Linked DNA regions of Mus musculus: region 1 is linked to region 2. The links are chromatin loops, found by intact Hi-C in ENCODE. Cell type or tissue: heart. All regions are shown on one strand. Links, peaks and the distances in the headings refer to the core of each region. The heading gives the core; the rest is flanking DNA.

Evidence for each region. Peaks named below come from ENCODE experiments on the same cell type or tissue, not always from the same donor. Only the 100,000 strongest peaks of a DNase experiment are listed, where the experiment ranks them.
Region 1: it touches region 2 in a loop (2.4-fold over the local background); 7 of 42 quality-filtered maps call a loop at or near these places.

Annotation. Positions count from the first base shown.
Region 1 is chr12:104,486,207-104,496,426 of GRCm38, forward strand. The region is part of intron 1 of Gm10000 (a long non-coding RNA gene); the gene reads left to right. Among named protein-coding and RNA genes, the nearest start is that of Gm10000, 18 kb to the left of the region's middle. In heart, for the core only: no CTCF peak of the experiment used is centred there; a DNase peak (open chromatin) is centred at 5,955; H3K27me3 peaks cover 2,559 bases.
Region 2 is chr12:104,552,406-104,562,625 of GRCm38, forward strand. No RefSeq gene overlaps it. Among named protein-coding and RNA genes, the nearest start is that of Gm10000, 84 kb to the left of the region's middle. In heart, for the core only: no CTCF peak of the experiment used is centred there; DNase peaks (open chromatin) are centred at 5,626 and 8,716; H3K27me3 peaks cover 1,904 bases.

The DNA of each region.
Region 1 (10,220 bases), core at 1,205-9,204, 66 kb before region 2:
TCTCCAAAGTAGAAATGCCTTCCTTTCTCAACTCAAGCAGGGTGAGAGGGAAATAGGAGCCAGGTCAAACAAATGACTCGGGCAGGCGGGCGGGCGGAGGGGCTCACCTGCCTGGCCTTCATTTCCTCGGCTCACACCTCATCACTGACAAACAGGTCCTTGGAAATGAGTCCCACTTGCTAATGGCTCACTCCCCTGGGTTCCCAGACAGCAGCTGGACTGTGTGGAGGAGGGGGCTCCCCCACTGGACACATTACGGGTTTAAAGGCTTAAGACTGGATCAGATTGCAAACCTGGCCGGAGGAGGCAAGTGGCTTATTTCTTATCTTTGCAGCGGGGGATTCCAGTCTTCCCTGGCACTCTCAGCTCTTGAGAGAAACACAGGATGTCCATAAACAGGGTTGAACCTGGGCTCATCCTGTCCTTGGGTACTGCCTAGCAATGCCTGCTGCATCATAGGTGCACAGCCATGGCAGACGGGAAAGACGCCCAGCGGATACTCGATTATCCGGAGTGGTAATGAAATAATAACCAAAGCATTTCTTCTGCTGCTTTGTGTTTTGAGTTGTTGGTTTGTTGGTAGTGCAGTTGGGCTGGCACGGGACTCTTTTTATTGTTATTATTAGTATTAATTTTGAGGAAACACATGTATACCGATGAGGGGCCAGCTGTGTGGAGTCAGTTCTCTCCCTCCATCTTTATATGGGTTCTGGGAATCGAAGTTAGGTCACCAAGCTTGCATGACAGCTTTTACCTGATGCGCCCTCTCCTCAGCCCTACCCTCTCAGCCTCTACGGCGCTGGCATCTCCTGGCACCCTCATGGGTTTTGTTGGTGCTGCTCCTGTTGCTTTGACATGTATTTTTGTTTTATTTGAAAGACCTAGGGATTGACCTATGACCTCACACTTGGGCAAGTGCCCTATCACTGAGCTATAGCTTCTGCCCACATTATTGTTTTAAAACGTGAAATATTTTGACTGTTTGAGTTCACAGTCACCGTGCATTCAGATAGTATTTTTTCCCCTCCTGGGTGTCAAGAATTCCATTGCATTTTGAGAAAATAATCGATCATGTAAGAGAGTCCCTGTCTTTATGGGGTATACCCTCAAGAAAGTTTTCAACATATTGTTAGGGGGTACGGAGGCTCTTATTTGGGGTCCCAGCACTGGATAGAATGGGACAGGAGGATCCTGAGTCCAAAGTCAGCCACACAATAAAACCTTTTCTAAGAGCAACAAAAAACTGTTTCGAAGGAGGGAGTAAACCAGGTGATCTCGGCCGCAGGGAAATGCAGGCAGGACAGCCATGAGTTCAAGGTCCGCCTTGGCTTCACAGCAAGCTTGAGGTCAACCAGGGCTACGTGAGTTCTTGTCTCAAAACTAAGCAAAACAAAACAGCAGGGGGGGGGGGGAGGAGTAATGTATGGGCCCTGGGTACAGTGAACAGGGACAAAAAAAAATCAGCATTTTGTAATGTGTGTGCACGAGTGTGTGCACGAGTGTGTGTACGTGTGTGTGTGTGTGTGTGTGTGTGTGTGTGTGTGTGTGTGCGCGCCTGTGCATGTGCGTGCATGTGTTGGTATCTTACTATGTAGGCTAGGCTGGCCTTGAAATCTACATCTCTGGAGTGCTGAGATTATAGGCTTGTACCACCATGTCCAGTTTAAGAATATGAAAGTTCAAACCCAGGGATTTAAGCACACTAGGCAAGTGTTATATTAACTGAGCTACATCCCAGCCCCTTCCATTATGTTTTAAACTTAAAGTATGTTGGAAGTTTGTCCTGATGCCCCTCATAGACTTCTATGTTGTTCTTACACCAAAAAAATCTGTCTCCCAGTGAAGAGAGAGACACCATTTATGGCATGATCTCTGTGCTGTGCTGGCCCCATGGAATCCTTAAGGACAGCTAGTCAAATTAGCATTGGAGTTTTCCAGGGCACCCTATGTCAGTGAGGCTTAGGAAATGGCCCAAGTTAACAAACAGTTAACTAACCAAGGGCAAAGCCAAACTCTGGATACTTGGCTTCAGGGCAAACTGCTGGGGTCCACTGACCTCAGGTTTCTCTTTTCCCAGAACATGGGTCATACAAGATCAAGTACTCATATAGCTAAGAAACTGAGTGGAAAGCCTGGGGTGGGACATCAGAGAAGTATCTCTACGTGTCTGCCCCTGCGAGGTCTGGCTTACAGTTCCAGGAAAGGCCCTCAATGCTATGCACAGCAGGCATGTAGATGCTGGCTGCACCAGCTGAGTGAAATGCAGCAAAATGATGCTCCGGAGGGAGTCCTGTAGCCCAGACCACTGAGCTATCACAGGAGGCTGCAGGAGCCCTCTGTGGGGGTCCTAGGAGACCTCCAGGCTCACACCCCTCTGTGGATCAATGTGGAACCTAAAAGGAGTCTTCCTGAATCTCATAGCTAGTTGGTGGGAGTAGGTAGAGCCTCACATAGGCTCTGCCTATCAGCATGGGCTGACACTTAGGGTCCATGCCCATAGTGTCATTACATCTATTGGTAGTGTTCCGTGCCTGAACCTATGCAGATGCTATGATATGCTAACACTTGATAAATATAAAGAAAGGGGAGGGGCAGTGCTGGAGAGCTGGCTCTGTGCTTTAGAGCATTTGTTGTTCTTGCGGATGATGACCCAGCACCAACATGGTGGCTCACAACCATCTGTAACTCCAATTTCAAAGGCTCCGACGCCTTCTTCTGACCTCTGAGACATATACATGCTTGCAGGCAAAACACTCGTACACGTAAAATAATCCAAAAGAAATTTTAAAGGAAAAGCAGAAGGAAAAGGAAGGAAGGAAGAAGGAAGGAAGGGCAGGGCAAAGGGTGTGAGAGAGGTTAGAGCAGAGCATTGGGGTCTCTGAAGGAGCCATAATCAACAAGTCTGAGGCTGGCAGAAGCTGGAAAAGAGCCTGGAACAGACACCCCAGGCTCAGAAGGAGCCAACCCTGAGCGTGCTGTGGGGATCAGGCCCCAGTCTCAGCATCTGGAAGACAAAGTCAGAAATATCACAAATTTGAGGCTAACATGTACTACATAGAAAGTTCTAGGCCAATATGGGCTACGGAGCAAGTCCCTGTCTCAAAAAATAAAACAAAGCAATGAAAAGAAAGGAGGTGACCTTGAAAGCACCTCTGTTTTGGACTTGTGGAACCTGGAACTATCAGACAGCAAATTCCTATCAATTAAGCCAAGCAGGCTGAGTGTGGCAGTACTTGGAATGTGTACTGGAGAATCAGAAATTAAAGGCCAGTCTGGACTACATGAAACCCTGATGTCATTCTCACAGCCTAGGAACTCTTCATAGTGTGTCTCTATCTCAAAGCAAAGCAAAGCAAAACAAAACAAAACACTAACCAAACAACAATAATAATATCACCAAAATTAAAAATACTGTCAAGATATTAATAGTGAAAACTGTTCGTTTTCTTTCTTCGTTTTTTGTTGGTGGAGGTTGGCTCTATGTGTTTTTGCTTTTTTGCTATGTCTTCTTTTGTTGGAGACAAGATCTTGCTATGTTCCCCAGGCTGACCTCAGTCTCCTGCCTCAGCCTCTTGAGCACAGAGATTACAAATGTGCACATGCCCAGCTTTCACCATGCTTTTAGGCAGAGCGATACTCTAACATGTGGGTCATGTTTGCCCTTGACAGCCCATCTGAAGTCAGCCTAGCTGCATTTGAAGCCCTCAGTAGCCACCCCTGGCTAGTGGCCACCACAAAGGACAGTGAGACACTGGATAATGAATCACAACAGTTGTGGCTTTGCATCTCGGGCCCACCATGTACTACTTCTGATCGCTTGAGGTAAACTGCTGGACAGCTTAGGCATTCCTGCTTCTTGAGTGGTGAGCCGGGCTCTGACATGGAATTTGTCTCTTAGGGCTGTTTGGAAGAATGATTAAAGGTAGTAAGCTCTATAAAGTGCTTTATGGGATCTGTTTATTCACTGGTCATTCACCCACTGCAGGAGAAGTGCTGGCTACATTCCACGTGGAGTCCTTGGCAAGTAGCAATCCTGCCACAGCTGCTAGGATGTCGGAACTGTGATCAGTACAGGCTGGGACAAGTTCAGGTCAGGCTCATATTCATGAGCCAAAGGTGAAGGAAAGGGACCATCGTTACTGTGACGGGTCCTAGCTCAAGGACCAGGGACCAAGTGCCAAGAGCCATGATTACCTCGTCCACTACCTTCTCGCTGTGTGGATGGCCCTGTCAGGAACCTTAGGAGGGGATGGCAAAGGTTACAGGAGCCTGGAAGGAAGATAAGCCAGTGAGCAAGGCTAGGAAACTGGAGATGTGGAGAACAAGGAAAGGATGCAGGAGGAAAAGCAAAGATGGGGAGGGGTCCATCAGGGATCCAGGACAGAGCCCAGGGTGCTGCAGAGGCAGGAAAATGCACAATAAATCAAGGGGCCAAGAAGGTCAAAGACAGAGTTCTCTTCTCAGAGGGACTGGTGTTGAGCAGCCTCTGACTCCTGGAAGAGTACAGAGTGAGCAGGGTTTCAGTGATGGAGAGCTTGCCTGCAGGAGGAAAGCTTTGGCTCTCCCTCCCAGCACAATTAATTAATTAATATGCTAATTGATTGAGTGGAATGAAGAAGCAGGAGGCACTTGTGAGAAAGGCTGGTGGGAGAGAAGAATCCTGGTACCCTGCCCTGAACTTGCTCTAGGTCTTAGCTGGGTTGGGTGGGGGATGAGTAGTGTCTTAACTCTTTTCCCTTCCCCTCTCTCCCCTCCCTTCCTGTCTCCCCACCTCTTACTTTCCCCATCTTTCCTCTGAGACTGTTCTCCCTTTGTAGCCCAGGCTGGCCTGGATCTCTGCAGCTCAGTATACCTGGAACTCTTCATCCCCCTGCCTCAGCCTCCTAAGTGCTGCAATCACAGCAGCAGTGTCTGGCCCAGTTGTCTTCCAGAGACCAGATTCCTGGAAGCCCGCCCTATTGGGCAAGCAAGTAAAGAACTGTGTGTGGCTCTCAGCCTGGACTTCCCGGACCATGCCCCAACTGCTGGTCAGTGAAGTTGGCACAGGAGAACCTCTACTGTGAAAGACCTGGGAAGGAGACTTACTTTCTCTGACAAATCTAGAGCTTTCCATTCTTGTCTCTTCCAACTGAAAGCTAAACTCCTGCTTCAGTACAATAACATCTTCTCTGGAAGCAAACTCCCACTTAGGAGATGGAGGCAGGAGACTCACAAGTTCAAGGTCAGCGTTGTGAAATAGTGAGTTCGAGACCAGTCAGAGCTACAGAAGACCTTGTCTAGAACCAAAAACAAGAACAAAATGTCTTGGCAGTTAGCAGAACTTCCTGGAGTTAACTCCAGCTCCAGGGGGTCTGATACTCTCTTCTCGATTCCTCGGGTGCTTGTGCTCACAACCACATACCCACACATAGACAGACAGACACACACAGACAGAGAGAGAGAGAGAGAGAGAGTTAAAAAATAAACATTTAAAATATATACATACATATACAAAAGAAACCAAGAGTCTATGAATTGTTACGATTAATGAGAATCCACTAAAGTATATTTTAGATAAAACTACCAATAATAAAAAAAATCATATTTCCATGCATCAGTAACAAATGGGTGGAAATGTAATTTCCAAGGTGACACCATTTATAATAGCAAAAGAAGATAAAAGGCACCTGGGGATAATTGTTTTTAAACATGGAAGACTTTTGTGAAGAAAATTATATGTTAGAGAAAAACTATTCAACGCTGGCAACCTCGCACATACGCATCTCTGAATTGCGCTGCAGACATAAAGCACTTTCAATCAAAATCCAGCTGAAACTTTCAAGAGGGCTGGACAAGCTGACCTTAAAATTTCTGTAAAGGAACAAAGGCCCAAGAATAGCCAGGACATTCCTGAAGAGGCATGAAGCAGGGCGATGTGCCCAGAAGGCTTGGGAGTCTACTGTGGAGCTATTTGGATTGTGCTGTGGTGGCTCTTGGCATAGGCAGCCGAGCCGACCAGGGATGCAGAATCCAAAGCTTGGGAACAAGCCCAGAGAGTAAGGCCGAGGTAACCCAACGCCTTCAGGCTGCCTACGGAGGGAGGGGCTGATCCAGAGCTGTTACTTGGGCTTCTGGTTATCTACAGAGGAAATGAACTTGGGTCTCCATTTTTATCACATCTAAGCCCCAGATAAGGAAATAGGTTAAAGAAAGGCTCAGCTTTAGTGTTTTAGAGAGAGGATTTGCGCGTAGCCCCAGTAAGTATTTTCTAAATAAGGCTAGCCAGTAGAAGATAAGGCTTGTTAACACAACCTTGATAAGATTAAGAACTAGCCAGGTGTGGTCCCGGGCCAAGTCAGTCTTCCTAGCACACAGGAAGCTGAGGCAGGAGGATCACAAGTTTGGGCCAGCCTGGGCTAGAATCTCAAAATATCAAACGACCAACAAAATTGAGAACGCTTGTTTTCTGGGAGTGCAGCTCTGTGGTAGAGCATTTACCTAGAATGTACAAGAACCAGAAGGCTCGATCCCCAGCAGGAAGAGAGAGAAGGAGAGAGGGAAAGATTGGGGAAGAGAGGGAAGGGCAAGAGAGGGAGGGAACCATCAGTACTCAAGGCTGAAGAGGAGAGCAGAACTGGACAAACTGTGGATGGACACTTAAGCAAACTTGTTTTGTAAATAAGAATACTAAAATTCTAATTTAGGAGCCTTGGAGATGGCTTCGTGAATAAATGCCCTTGCCCCCAGGCCTAAAGACCTGGAGGGTTCCAACCTTAGGATTTATACCAAGAAAGGAGAGGAGAACACCCCACCACCCACCATACCCCCCCCACACACACATATTCACACATCTGCCCTCTGACCTTCATATATGCTCATATGGGTGTAGGCACCCACACACAAGTAAGTAGATACAATGTATTACAAAGTTTCCTGCCAGTTTTGTCATTGCCATCTAAATAAATTAATGGGATTAACATATAGATGAAGAGTTTCCACAGGAAGGCAGTTTTTTATCAGTGGTGGTCTGGGCTCCTGCACAGCTTTACTTATTCTGCATTCATAAATTGGGTTCTTATTGAGATAAGAACCTGAACAGACTCAGCTGTCAGTCTACAAGCCAATGGCAGCCACAGGAGCAGGTCTGAACCGCTGGCTCTGGTTGCATTCCCCTGCCTTCGACTCTCCACTGTGTCACTCAGGGGAGGTGATCTCAGCTCTGTCACATTCTGTCCCCTCCTTCTGTGGGATCCCTGCTGAGGCTTGAATTTCTTCCTCTCATCAGCTAGCTTTCTCTGCTGGGTCTCTTCTCCCAAATTTTCTCCTTTACTCATATTCCATCTAGCTGGCAACTGACAGGTTGGTGAATGAATGCAGGTGGATGCTTCACAAGGCACACAGCTGCTGTAGCTGCCGCACAGGGAGGGGGAATCCTAGTGGATGCTCGTAAGGGAAATGCCCACATCAATGAGACGGACCATCATAAGAAGGAAATGTACTATGATTTAACCACCGCTCAACCTTGTGGCAGGGCCTGCCCCTACATTATCCAGCATATCCTCCTTCCATCCATGGGACCCAGACAGGATTTCAAGGGACATCTTGCAGATGCAAAAACTGAAGCTGGTGAGGTCCTGGGTTCAAGCTCAAGTACAAAAAAAAAAAAAAATCAAATTTAGTGTAAGCTTATAATCTTAGCTCCTCCAGAGACTGAGGCAGGAGGATTGCAACCATGAGGCCTGCCTGGTTTACCAAGTGAATTTAAATGCAACTTGTCTCAAAATTAAGAAGTAGATGGGATATAGTTTAGTTGGTTGAATGCCTGCCACACAAGCATGAAGCCCTGAGTTCAATCCCCAACACATAAATGGAGCATGGTGGTATGGAGAGGTGGAGAGTGAGGAGGAGTCAGAAGTTTGAAGTCATTGTTGGCTCAAAGCCAGGTCAAAGTAGAAAGCTGTTGGGTTGACATGAGTGTCTTGGTCTCACTTTCCTGGGCAGGGCAAGGATTTGAGTTCATGATGGTCAAGCACAAGGCCAGGCCAGATTTACCAGAGCAGCAATTTGGCAATGGACATTGTAGCAATGACACCCTGGACATTGTGTGAGGAGACCCCAGAGAAGAAGTGTGACTCCAGTCACAGAGGCAGTCATTGCAGACAAGACACCGAGAGTCCACCTCCAGGCTGTCCTCCCATCTTTGTGGGAGCTTCTTTTAACAATCTTATGGGGTGTCTGGGGGTCAGGAAGGTGGGGTATGACTTGGGTGCAAAGAGAGAACCAATCCCCAGATTGTTTCTGACCTCCATATGTATACTGTGGCTGGCACACATACAACACACATGTACACGCACTTGTGCATGCACAGACACACACACACACACACAAAACCAACCAACCAATCAGTGTAAAATTCCCTTGGCTGAAGTGAGTGCAGATCTGTTTGCATTTGTTTGTTTGTTTGTTTGTTTGTTTGTTTGTTTTGAGGCAGGGTCTCCTGTAGCTGAGGTTGGCTATGAACTCTGTGCACTCCAGCCAAGGATGGTCTTGAACTTCTGAGCCTCTTGCCTCTACCTCCTGAGTGCTGGGATTACAGGCATGTGCCACCGTACCCAGTTGATATGATGCTGAGGTTCAAGTTCAAGGCCTCATGCATGCTAATCAAGCACAGTACCGACCGAGCTATAGCCCCAAGTGGGATTATTAAAGGAATGGTGTTAGTAGCTTGGACTAAGTCTACCCTCTCAAAACAGAATCTCTTGGCTGGGATTTTGGACAATAAATCAGATGAAAGCAAGCAAGCAAACAAACAAACAACAACACACCAGTGAGGATCGGGGTCCCAGGGCAGGAGGTGTGTTAGCAGCAGGTGATGTCATCTTCCCTCCAGGGCTGCCCTGATGAAGCTCCAAGAAGGAGCTTGATTAAAGCATCAGAGATGCACACTCTTCTTGCTGAGGTGGAGACTCTGAAACCATGCAGCACGGAAGGAACACTCACTGCCCCTGAGGCTCTTGGGAGAGTCCTCTCTTCCCTCTTGTGTGCTTCTGGCAATGACCAGCAGGCTTGGCATTCTTTAGTTCCCATCAGCATTAGGCTCTTCTCCTGTGGGTCCTGTGGGTGCCTTCATTCCTTTCTGTCCTGTGAGGCCACTTTATCTAGTCTGACTCCATTTTGATACTAATACCTACAGAGACTTCATTCCAAATGCGATCACATTCTGACCTTCTAAGCTCCCAGGGATATGCATTTTGGGGGCACACTTTATGCTCCTCCAGATGGTGAGGCTGGAGCTCCGAGGACTGATGGGGAAAAGATGGCAGGAGACCAGATAGGCAAAAAGCAGGTAGAGGCTAAAACCTGCAGCTCTCCAACACCATCCCTTGGAGGATCGTGCTGGCAGTGCCACTGTAGGCTGTTCACCCAGCACACTTCTGCTTGCTGGACCCAATGCCCCAGTTTTGCATGCTCGGGCTGACATCCCCTGTCTGCCCTCTCAGCCCTGAGCTCACATAGCTTCATAGTTATCTGCATCTTCAAGCACACTTCTGTCTACGTTGTCCATGAGCCTCTTAGGAGCAGGACTCATCCTTCCGTCATATCTGCATCCCTTGACCCTAGCAAGAGTCTGACACGGAGTGAATGGGGACAACGATACCAGGACCCCAGAAGATCAGACTCAGGGTCAGTGTCTCTGGTGGCCCACTCTCCAAGGAGGTATTTTCTTGGCCACCCTTCTAAGGATGGTTTTGTTTTCTAGATCGTAAACTCTTGATTATCCATCTCTGATATCCTGAGTTTTGCTTTGGGTTTTTGTTGTTCGATTTTTTGAGAAAGGGTCTCTTTGCAGTTCCTATGTAGCCAAGAATGACTTTAAAGTTCTGAACATCCTGCTCCGGTCTCTGAGTGCTGGTCTCACAGGTGTGTGCCACCATGCCAGGGGTTATGCGATGTCGGGAATCAAACCTACAGCTTCATACCTGCTGGGCAAGCACTCTGCCAAGTGTGAGCCATTTCCCCAGGTCCCTCTCTGATGTTCTGCTGTTAACATCAAAATAAGCTTCTGTCCCCTTTGCAGCTAAGAGAAGCATGATCTATCTTAGACGCAGCGTTCCCCTACATGGAGGACTCTTAAGCTCCATCTGCCTCACACTCTCCCCTGTAGCCCCATGTTGTCGCCTGCTTGCACACACAAGTCACCCTCTCTGCAGCCCTCTTCTCTGATGACAGGTCCCCCATTT
Region 2 (10,220 bases), core at 770-8,769:
AGTATGTACATGTGTGTGATAGGTATGCATATGATGTTATATATGTGTATTTGATATATGATGTACGTGGTGTTATATAGGTGTATAGTACAAGTGAAAGCGTGTAAATATGTATACGCCTGCGTGTACGTGGTATGCTGTTGTGTATATGTGCGATATGAGCGTGTGGGGTGACCATGTGAGCTGTGCATGCACACACTTGCGTGTGTACCTTCACGCCTGCTGCTCAGTGCTTCCCTGCAAGTGGTGACAGGGTCAAGGGAGAATTGTGTGTGACTAATTAGGTTTTAACTTGCCAGAGAAGAAGTGGACACTGCAGTGTGCTGCAGGAGTGAAAGCGAAGGCTGAACTGGAATGAACTTAATCTCCTTTGCACTGGAAGGAAAGAAAGATTAATGAAATATCCCCAAATCCATCCTGTTAGTTTTTATTAAATCAGCAAATGAAATTTAACCTCCAATTCAGTTTGAATGTCCTTTCCTGCAGATTAGGTTTCAACGGCCTGAGTGGAATGGGCACACTCCCTCTAGAACAACATCGCCATGGGAAAATTGCATTATTGCCGTCCACCTCAGGTTACCAGAGCACAGTCCACTCGGAAAACAACTAACCTCACAGAGTGGCACATACATTATCTCAAATGTGTGACAGCTAGCGTTCCGAGGATGTGCCTTCTGCGAGCAGTCTTCATACAAAAAAAAAAAAAAAAAAAAGCAATAAAAATCCAGACGGAGAAGCATAAGAAGGCAGCATCAATTCTTTTATCTTTTATCTTTTATTCAGGAGGGACGGGATGAAATATAGTGAGGACCTACGACAGCCACATTTGTTGTTTGACTTTAAGAAAGGGTCTTAAGCATCTCAGGAGGGCTTTGAACTGCTGATCCTTCTGCCTTCATCTCCCCAGCGCCAGGATTACAGAGAATTTCCCTACCACACGGGTTTGTGCCGTGCTGGGAGTCAAACCCAGGCCTTCGTTCTCACTAGGCGAGCCTGCTACCCCAGCACTACAGCTACTTTTTTTCATATGCTCCCCATACGCCAGGGACTGGTTCTTTCCCTTTCTGTGACTTCACACTCATCCAGGAAGCAAGCGACACACAACTTTTATATGGTAGAAGACACTGCACTATAAGATCAAGTTTGCCAGCAGTTGTTTCCTGGAAATGTCTCTATCACTGTGCCATCTACCGGACAAACATCCTAAGCTGAGCAGCACTGGGTGCTGGGTCACCTCATGGTCTTGGAAGTCCTGAACAACCACACACATTGGCTGATGTCGGACCAGTCATATGGGTTTAAAGCTGCAGCTGGCTGTTTGGGCCTATTCTCACTGGCCTTCCCGGCAACCCTAAGAAAGCTGGAGTGGAGGCTCAGCACAGCGGAGTGCAGAGGCATGCAGTGGAGCTTAAGTTCAGCACAGCTCCAGACACAGAGTCCGGGGCACATCTGTCCACTTCAGGGCCTTCAGAGCCAGACTACCAAGGACCTCCATAGCCTCTATCCTGTGGCACTGAGGTAAGGCGGGGATGGAGGAGCAGAATATTTTCAGATCCTCTTCAAAGATGGTTTTCCATGAGTTACAGGGAAAAGCCTGTTTTCTGTTACCGAGTCCAAGGAAAAAGTGCAAGTGTTTGTCAGTAAGAAGCAGCGGTTTGGAAAGTGTCTTTGATTGCTGCAGGACCGACACAGGCTTGTCTCTCCGGGCCTGCAGAGTGGAGGTGGGGGCCTCCCTCCCCCCAAGGCTGAGAGAAGCTTCCAAACTTGGATCTCAATACCCAGTGGTGGCGGGTGGAGGCAGGCCACAGGGAGCGATAAGATGCTTGCCTGTTTCTGCAGAGTTGGACCGTTGGTTCATGGGGTGCGGGGAAATTGGGAAGAGGGTGCAGCCTATGTGGCCGCAACTTAAGGACTCTACACCCTTGGACCCAGCACTCCCACTTCTCAGAGGCGAGGGGATTAGCATGGTGCAGGTTCTGGCTCCTTCAGAGGAGCTTCTCCGTGGAGTCATGATTCTCCTTCCATCGGGGCAGAGCCGAGAGAGAGTGGTGTTGAGCATGAATCCTGCCCCGTGCTCACTGCCTGAGAGGTAGGGACAATAACTGGTGTCTTTACTGGGCTATTATCGAAGCTGGAAAGGAAGGTGGATACCAGCCCTCGGCACAGCTGGGCATACAGTAAATGCTGAATAAAAGTGGACTAAGTTCGGTCACTTCTCAAGACCTTCATGCCAAGTCCTGCAGAACCCTTGGCTTAGACCTTGAGCATCGTCAGTGCTTTGCTGCAGGACCTTCCAAGAACTGCTCTCCATAGGGCAGGGGGACACATAATACCAACACACAGGGACCATGGAGATGTCCTAGTGTTCAAATTTTGGGCCCTATCAAAACGCTACAGTTGCATAAAATATTTGAAGCAATGGCCAAGAGAGAGGCTCCTTTGCCAAGGTTCTCCTCTTCCAGCCTCTGGAATTGATTACCCAGAGCGGTTCAGAAACACAGCAATAAATGGTGCCAGGGTAGATGGACAAGCCGGGATTGGCTCAGGTTTCCAAGCCAGCGGTGCCCCTCCCCCCCACACCCCGGAAGAACAAAGTCTTCTCCAGTTTTTAGTAAACCTAAGTTGACAATCGTCAAAGGGAATCAAACAGTGCAGAAACGAAGCCCCTAGAAGATGCCAGAGGAAGTCAGGATCCGTAGAAATCGACTAAGCCTCCACCCACCCCCACTTGTACTTCAGAATGAGTATTTAAATCTCCCAGGAGCAGGCTCTGGGGGTCCACACGATTTAACTTGTGGCAAGAATGCACTTAGGGAGGGCACTTGTGTTTATTCTGGGTCTTACCTCCTCACCGTCTTAATGTAATCCTCACAGCGTTAATGTGGCAGCAGGGGGTGGGGGTGGGCTATTGGGAAGACACCAATTAGTAGCACGGGCTCTTTGCCCCAAATCCCTACAGTGGTGGGAGAGAAATCCTTCCCTGGAAGGAGATAATTATCTGAAGGGCTGCTGGGGTCTCTGTAGGCCAGAGCTGGGAGTCAGCTCGGACCACCAACAGTCCAATGGACTTTTAGGCTGTCCCAGCATGTGGCCCTAATGCACCCTAACGTCCTCTAGCTAAGAGGGTGTCCCCATTCCCTCACTCATTAATAACTCTTGCTGGGGACCTGCTTCACACAATACCCCTTTAGAGCACAGGATTGAACCCTGAATGGAGCCAGGCAGCTTCCCAAACATCTGGGCACAGCTGGTTTCCTGAGACAACAACACAGCTTAGGGTCCTAGCTTCCCAGGTCGGGCTATGCACGGTGTGATCAGATCCCCGAGTCCAAGTCTGACTAAGGATAGAGGGGAACACACTTTGTCCTTGTTGATCAACTGGTGTGTATGTGTCAAGCCAGTGCTTCTTAATTTAATCTCACATGAAAGCCGCCAACATTCCGGCTGCTCCAATCTGATCACCCCACTCATGTTGGGGCTGCCCCTAGAAGGAGACGACAGTTAGTGTAGCTGCCAACGGTTGGAGGATTCTGCTGGACAGAGAAGCTGCAATCCATAATTGGACATTGCATAGAGAGACACGCCGGTTCTTCACATTCCCCCTACAGCCCACGGCTCTCCAGACTGGAGATTTCTCTGGAAAAGAGCCAGTTATGGGAGCATTGAAACCTTGGCCACCCAGCTCTCAGGGATGCCAGGGGCCTCTCTTTCCTGGGCTTGATGAAGAAGCATAGAAGGGACCCCTGGGCAACGATTCTGCCATTGCTTGCTTTCATAGAACAAGATGGAGTGTTATTACCTTTCATGAAGGATCTTATCTCTGACCAGGAAATAAGGGTGGGACTGGAAGAAGCCTAAATGACAAGTTGAAATGGTTCTGGTCAGAACTGGAGCCCCACATGGGCAATAGGGATGGTTACTTGTCATCGTTGGCTGCTGTCCTCTTGTGGGCCAGTCTGCTTTTCAGACATGAGGACTGCTGTTGGCATGACTGGGTATGCTCTTAGAGTGTCCAGGGTATGCTCTTGGAGTGTCCAGTGTATGCTCTTGGCATGTCAGGGTGTGCTCTTGGCATGTCAGGGTGTGTTCTGTCCAGGTATGTTCTCGGCATACAGGAAACGGATTTCATGCATGAGTTTTTCTTACTTTACTTTGAAGTGATGCCAAAAGTGTTCTGAGAGAATCTGAATCAGGAAGCTCTGGGGATGCCGTTTCTTGCTCTGACGGAGTTGTGGTCCACCTTCTAAGGAGTCCTCTGATCTTGTGACAAATGACCGTGTCCACAGCAGCATCTCAACAATCAACCTCCATAGTTGCACCTGATCCATTGACTGCCATGAAACTGATACCCTGAGGTCTTCAGTAAAGAACTTCTCAGCCCATGAAGAGCAGAGAGGAGTAGGCAAATAACACCTGTGCGTGGTGAGCCCATGAGGTCATCGTTGGCAACTGCAAGAACATATGGGGTCTTGGTGGAAACAGAGCATCCTGGTATGTGATCAGTTTTGTTCTGTACTTGTGACAAGGCCAGTGAGCAGCTCAGGCTAGATCTCCCCATGTGAGACTCTGGTCGATGCCTCCAGCTTCTCCAAGCCTCAGTTTTCTCCCATGTGTGTTGGATACCACGGCTCCTGCCTCTCAGGTTGCTCAGAGGACTCATGACCAGAACTGTGCTGTGAGGATCACAGGATGGCCCATCACCAAGCTCCATCTCCGAGCCACCTTAGCCTCTTCAGCCACCCTGCTGCTGCTCTTCTAGCTTTCCTCGTCGGCGGTCTCCCACTACCCACACACCCTCTCACACTTCTACACACTCAACCCCTTGCATGCACATATCCATACGCATGTACAGATGCACACACATTCATACCCATGTGCACACACACACACACACACACACACACACACACAGAGAGAGAGAGAGAGAGAGAGAGAGAGAGAGAGAGATGCACACCTCTTTCAGCAGTCTGCCTCTCCCATGACAGAATGAAATTTTGAAGCAAAGGGGAATTCTGGGAAATGTGGTGGAGCCCGGCTCCTGGTGAGTCGCTTGGCTTCAGAGTCTGCTTACCAAGCTACTTGCCAGTAGTGCAAAGCCACCGGAGGGTCAGCTGACCCTTTCTCCCCCTGCTCCGCTGTGAAATATCAGGGAGAGGGCAGAGGGGCGAGCCGTGTGAGTGGATGCCGGCCTTTATGAAACCCAAGAAGGAAAATACTCTAAACCCATAATCATAAACACGGCGTGTGGGAAATGGCAAGAGCCAGTTCAGTGGGGAGCGCCTTTTATCTGCTCCCTCCCCTCTCTGCTCAATATTAGATACATAATCAGAGAAATTCTTATATTTCACTGAAGGCCTGCTTGAGCTGAAAGGTTGATTTTTTTTAAAAGAAATTCTCCCCATCTATTCTGCAGCAGAAGGATTTTCTTTCTCAAATACTTTCACCTGTCAAAATCCCTCTGTCCAGAGACTAAGCAGATCCCTCCAGTCTCATTCTGCAGAGCCAGGGAAGGCGGCCATAGCGAGTGGGTGTCTACCAGGACATCTGGCATCTCCTGATGGCCGAGCTGAGTGGCAGCCAGGGCCATGGGCCAGCTCACACACTCAAAGAGGCAGTGAGCTTGGCCAAGGGGCACCAGCCAGGGGATGCTGAGCCAGCACTCGGCCTGAGCCCAGGACATGGGTCCTGCATAGGATTTCTCCTCCCTTTGACCCACTGCCTGTGAAAATGTGGAGCTGGGCCTAGGGCTGGGGCCCCCTCACCCGCCCTGGTTGATATCCTCAGTTTCTCTTTTGTCTCAGTAGACATTGCTCTTCTCCTAGGGACAGCCATGAACAAAGACTGTTGCTCTATTTGGACTTGTCCCGCCTTCTTTTCCCTCCCCTCCCTGTCTGGTCCCACCCCCTCATCTCTTCTCCTCTTCCTTTCTTGTCACCATACCTATCCTACCCTCCCTATTTCTTTTCCTTCCCTCTCTTCCTGTCCCTCACTTCTTTTTCTTCCTTCTCCTCACCCAGTCCTCTCCCTCCTCCTCCTCCTCCTCCTCTTCCTCCTCCTCCTCCTCCTCCTCCTCCTCCTCCTCCTCCTTCTCCACCTCTGCCTCCTCTTCACTCCATGCTAAGAGTGAAGCCTGGAATCCAGAGCCTTGCACCTGTTTGACAGCAGCATCCCCAACTCTACCCATTATATACTGGATAGGCAGGTATTTCACACTTTTAGCCAATGTTTATTGTTGTCATGAGTATCTTTGTGTATGTCTTAGAAACTTTGTTTCAGATTTATTTGTTATATGCATGAGTGCTTTGCTTGCACATATATATGCGTACATGTGTGTAGTACCTGCAGAGGTCAGAAGGTGGCTTTGGATCCCCTGAAACTGGAGTTACGGATGGTTGTGAGTCACCATGTGAGTGCTGAGAATAGATCCTGGATCCTCAGCAAGAGCAACAGATGCCCCAAACTCCTGAGCCAGCTCCCCGTATCTGTCTGTTGACAGACACACACATCCAGTTCACTGTTATATGTAGCCGAATGTAAATGACTGCATTGTGATGTCGAGAGAGCGTTCCTTCACTATTAGGAGCTATATTTTCAGAAGAAATCGACATTATTATCCATTCTTAAGAAAAGACAATGTTAAAGGCAGTCCTGCTCAGATCCATTTTCCCCGCAACACGCTTAATCCGCTCGCCTACCGTTCCTGCAGAGCTGCAGTGCACACAGTACATGGCTGCATCCCTGCAGACCATATGGTACATGCCTGTATCCTTTTATACTTCCCCCCCCTTCCTCCATCTTTATTCCTTCCTGTTCTTTCTTTCTCTCTTGGAGTCAAGAATCTGACAGTGCAGCACAGAGCAGCCAGAAGCCCAAGCTCCGTCCTGCCTCAGCCTCAACAGTGCTGAGAGAATCAGAGTGCACGGCCACACCTGGCTTCTTTTAAACAAAATCCAGTCTTTCTTTGTTGAACTTACCTCTTACCTTGCTTCGGGGATTTGCATAGCTGGGTCTTTGAAGGGCTTGGTTTTTGTCTTGGCTGAAACTTCACCTCTCCTGGCCATTCTTACGGACTACATCTTTTGCTCTGCTAAACAGCTGCATCGTTCCCCAGACCACTGAAGTAAACTGCATCTTCCCTCAGGACCCTCTTCTGATGGAGGTGGTACCCGCCTTTTCACCGCAACATACAATACCACCATGAAAATTTTGAGACCTTCATCACACAGCACCGTCACTTTGCTGTCTTCGGAAATACAAGGGTCTTGGGACCTCAACTCTAGGCAACAGGGCATGCACATTTTGGCAATTAACCCATCCAAGCCAGATATGAAAGGACAGATACCACGTGGTTCCACTTACATGAGACACCTGGAGAGTCAAATTTAAAGACAGAGAAGTAGGCCATGGCTGTCAGGGCTGCAGGGGTTGGTGAGGTGGGAATACACACTAAGTGTCCAGAGAGACCATGGTAGTGCATGGGTCTTCATCTTGTTGAACTGTACGCATAAAAATAGTCAGCAGAGAGAGTTGGGGATGTGGCTCAGTCCGGAGCATGCTTGACTACCACGCATGAAGTCCTAGGTTCAAGTCCAAGCACGTACTATGGCTGGGAAGGCGGCCCATACTTGTAACCCAAACTTGTTTGGTAATCTCAACTGGTACCCAGGGGATACTGACCTGAGAATCACAAGTTCAAAGACATTTTAAGGCACATTGTAAGTTCAAGGCTAGGCTGGGCTGTATGAGATCACACCTCAATTTTTTTTTAAATGGGTAAAATTTGTGGTATGCATATTTAACGTTAAAGCGTTTAAAATTAAAACTGTAAATGTAGTCAATAAAGATTTCCCAAACTCAATTATTTATTCAAGCCCTACTACCTACAATTCCCACACCCAACACCCTGAGCCTCCTATTCCATTTTTCTGAAGCTTTGGTCAGTCACAATCCAAAAGGGTGAATATCTGTATTGACTCTTTAGGGACAGGGACACCCCTGTCATTCCTGTGATACTTTGTTACAACTGTCCTCTTTTAATTGGTATTGATGGGAGTAGCCTGTGCCTAATTCATGACTGGAACTTCATTGCAGGTATGTGTATACTGGAAGATTATAGTTTATATAGAAGTTGGTACTTTCTAAAGCTATTGTGCCCTTTCCTGGGTCTTGGGATGTATGCCCTCACATATGGTGAATGGCATCCCCACTTGCCTTTCCAGCATATTCCAGCAGCAGTCGAATGCAAGCAGCTAGGAGTCTCCACCTTGGGGCTTGCTGGGGTTGCATGAACTGAAGAACATGGAGGTTTAGAGTGAGACGGCACCCTGGAGGGCTGCAGCCTGGATGGACAGACGGATGGGACATGGGGAGAAAGACCTCTCAAACGGGGTACCACTCTGCGTGACTCTGGTCCCTCTGGGCCCAGGCTGCAATGGTACTGTCTCCCCCCAGGCCCAGGCTGCAGCGGTACTGTCTCCCCCCAGGCCCAGGCTGCAGCGGTACTGTCTCCCCCCAGGCCCAGGCTGCAGCGGTACTGTCTCCCCCCAGGCCCAGGCTGCAGTGGTAACTTACTTGGTACAGTGTCAAGTTCCCTGGCTTTCCTTCTTCCCCCGACCTCGGCTTGGCCTGCACTTCCTGGGCTCATCTCCCAAATAAACTTAGTCATTCACCCATGACTTCAGAGTGGGCCTCACAGGGACCTGACCCACATACCTCTCCACCATGCAGACTGCATATCCAGGCTAAAGGGAACTAGGAAGAGAACATTGTCTGCAGCTGTCCCATCTGAACATTCCCGAAAACTCCTGTCCACAGTTTGCAAAAAAAGTAAAACATGGAAAAAGGGGGAGAGGTGTGCCTGCTGTCCTGGAGGAACTTCAAATGCGCAGGGCCAGGATCTGCCTCCTGCAAATCCCGGATGGACAGTTTGAGAAAGGTTCTGGGACTTGGCCGTGGGCCTGTGACTCACTTCTGCCCTCACAGTAGCTGGAGGGCTGGGGCAAGTCACTCGGAGAATCTGAGCCTATATCATATCCTCTGCTCGTTGAACATGCAGATTTATGTCCCGCTCCATCTCCAGAGATCGCACACGGAGCATGCACAGACGTGCTCTGCAAAGCAGGGTGCAGATGGTTGTTATCTGGGTACGTGCTTTCTTTAGAGGGTGGACATCTGTGCCAGAGGGCTTAAAAGGCTGCCGGAAGCCTCCAGATCTCCACAACCCCACCTATATGCTCAGCTATCTGGAGGGGGGGAAGACAGCCACTGCCTGCAGCTGCTGCCCGGAACAAGACTTACATTTTTCACGATCTTAGTGGAGTGATGAAGGCTAGCTAGAAACGGAGATGCATGTCTTCCTCAGAGTCTCTGGGTGTCTAGCACCATGCCCAGGCCACAGGCCACATGAACATCAAAGAGCCACACATACTGTGTCTAGGAATGCAGACCTGTCGACAGTAGCTCCGAACAGGGAATCTCACACCTGGGAGCCTCAGTTTTCTCTCCTGTGTTATGGAAGGATAGCACATTCAATAAATATTTGAATTTTCATCAAGCCCTTCCCTGAGAGCCAAAGAGATGCAAATTATCCTACTGTGTTTACCATTAGCCAGCTGTATGACAAGTGTGTGGCGCGCCTGATTTCTGGGTCCCCTATGGTAGATGGTGGGAACCAAGGACAAACTCCCTAAGTTATCTTCCTCACACCACAGGCATGTGTCCCCTCCCACAATGAATAACTAAGTGTAATAAAAGTACTAGTCTAGAAGAATCTGAGGCTGGGAAAGTTTGCCCTCTGGTTTGGTTGGATAATGCTCTCTTTATAGCTGGGGATTGCGCCACGACAGGATGCTGCTGAGGAAGGTGCCCAAGGGCTGCAGGGAGGACACGCACACCTGTTCACACCCACATATTCCCACCTGTAGCGGCAGAGAGTTGCCATGACGAGGGATCACAGAAGGGCAGCTATCAGCTGTGTAGGATAACCCACTTTCCCCACCGTTTGAAGGTTCGTCAGAGGTTTTAAATTAAGATCGGAAGGACCTCTGGGGAGATGGTGCTCTCTCGCCGTGTGCGGTGGCTGATGGCTGGTGACTGGTGTGAAGCCTCCTTCAGAACAGTATCTTTGAGACGACCAGAGCGCTGGCTTCTACCAGATTCTGTCTCAGTGAGAACAGCTACCACTTCCCACGGTGGCTTCACCTATGCTGTTTACTTGCTGC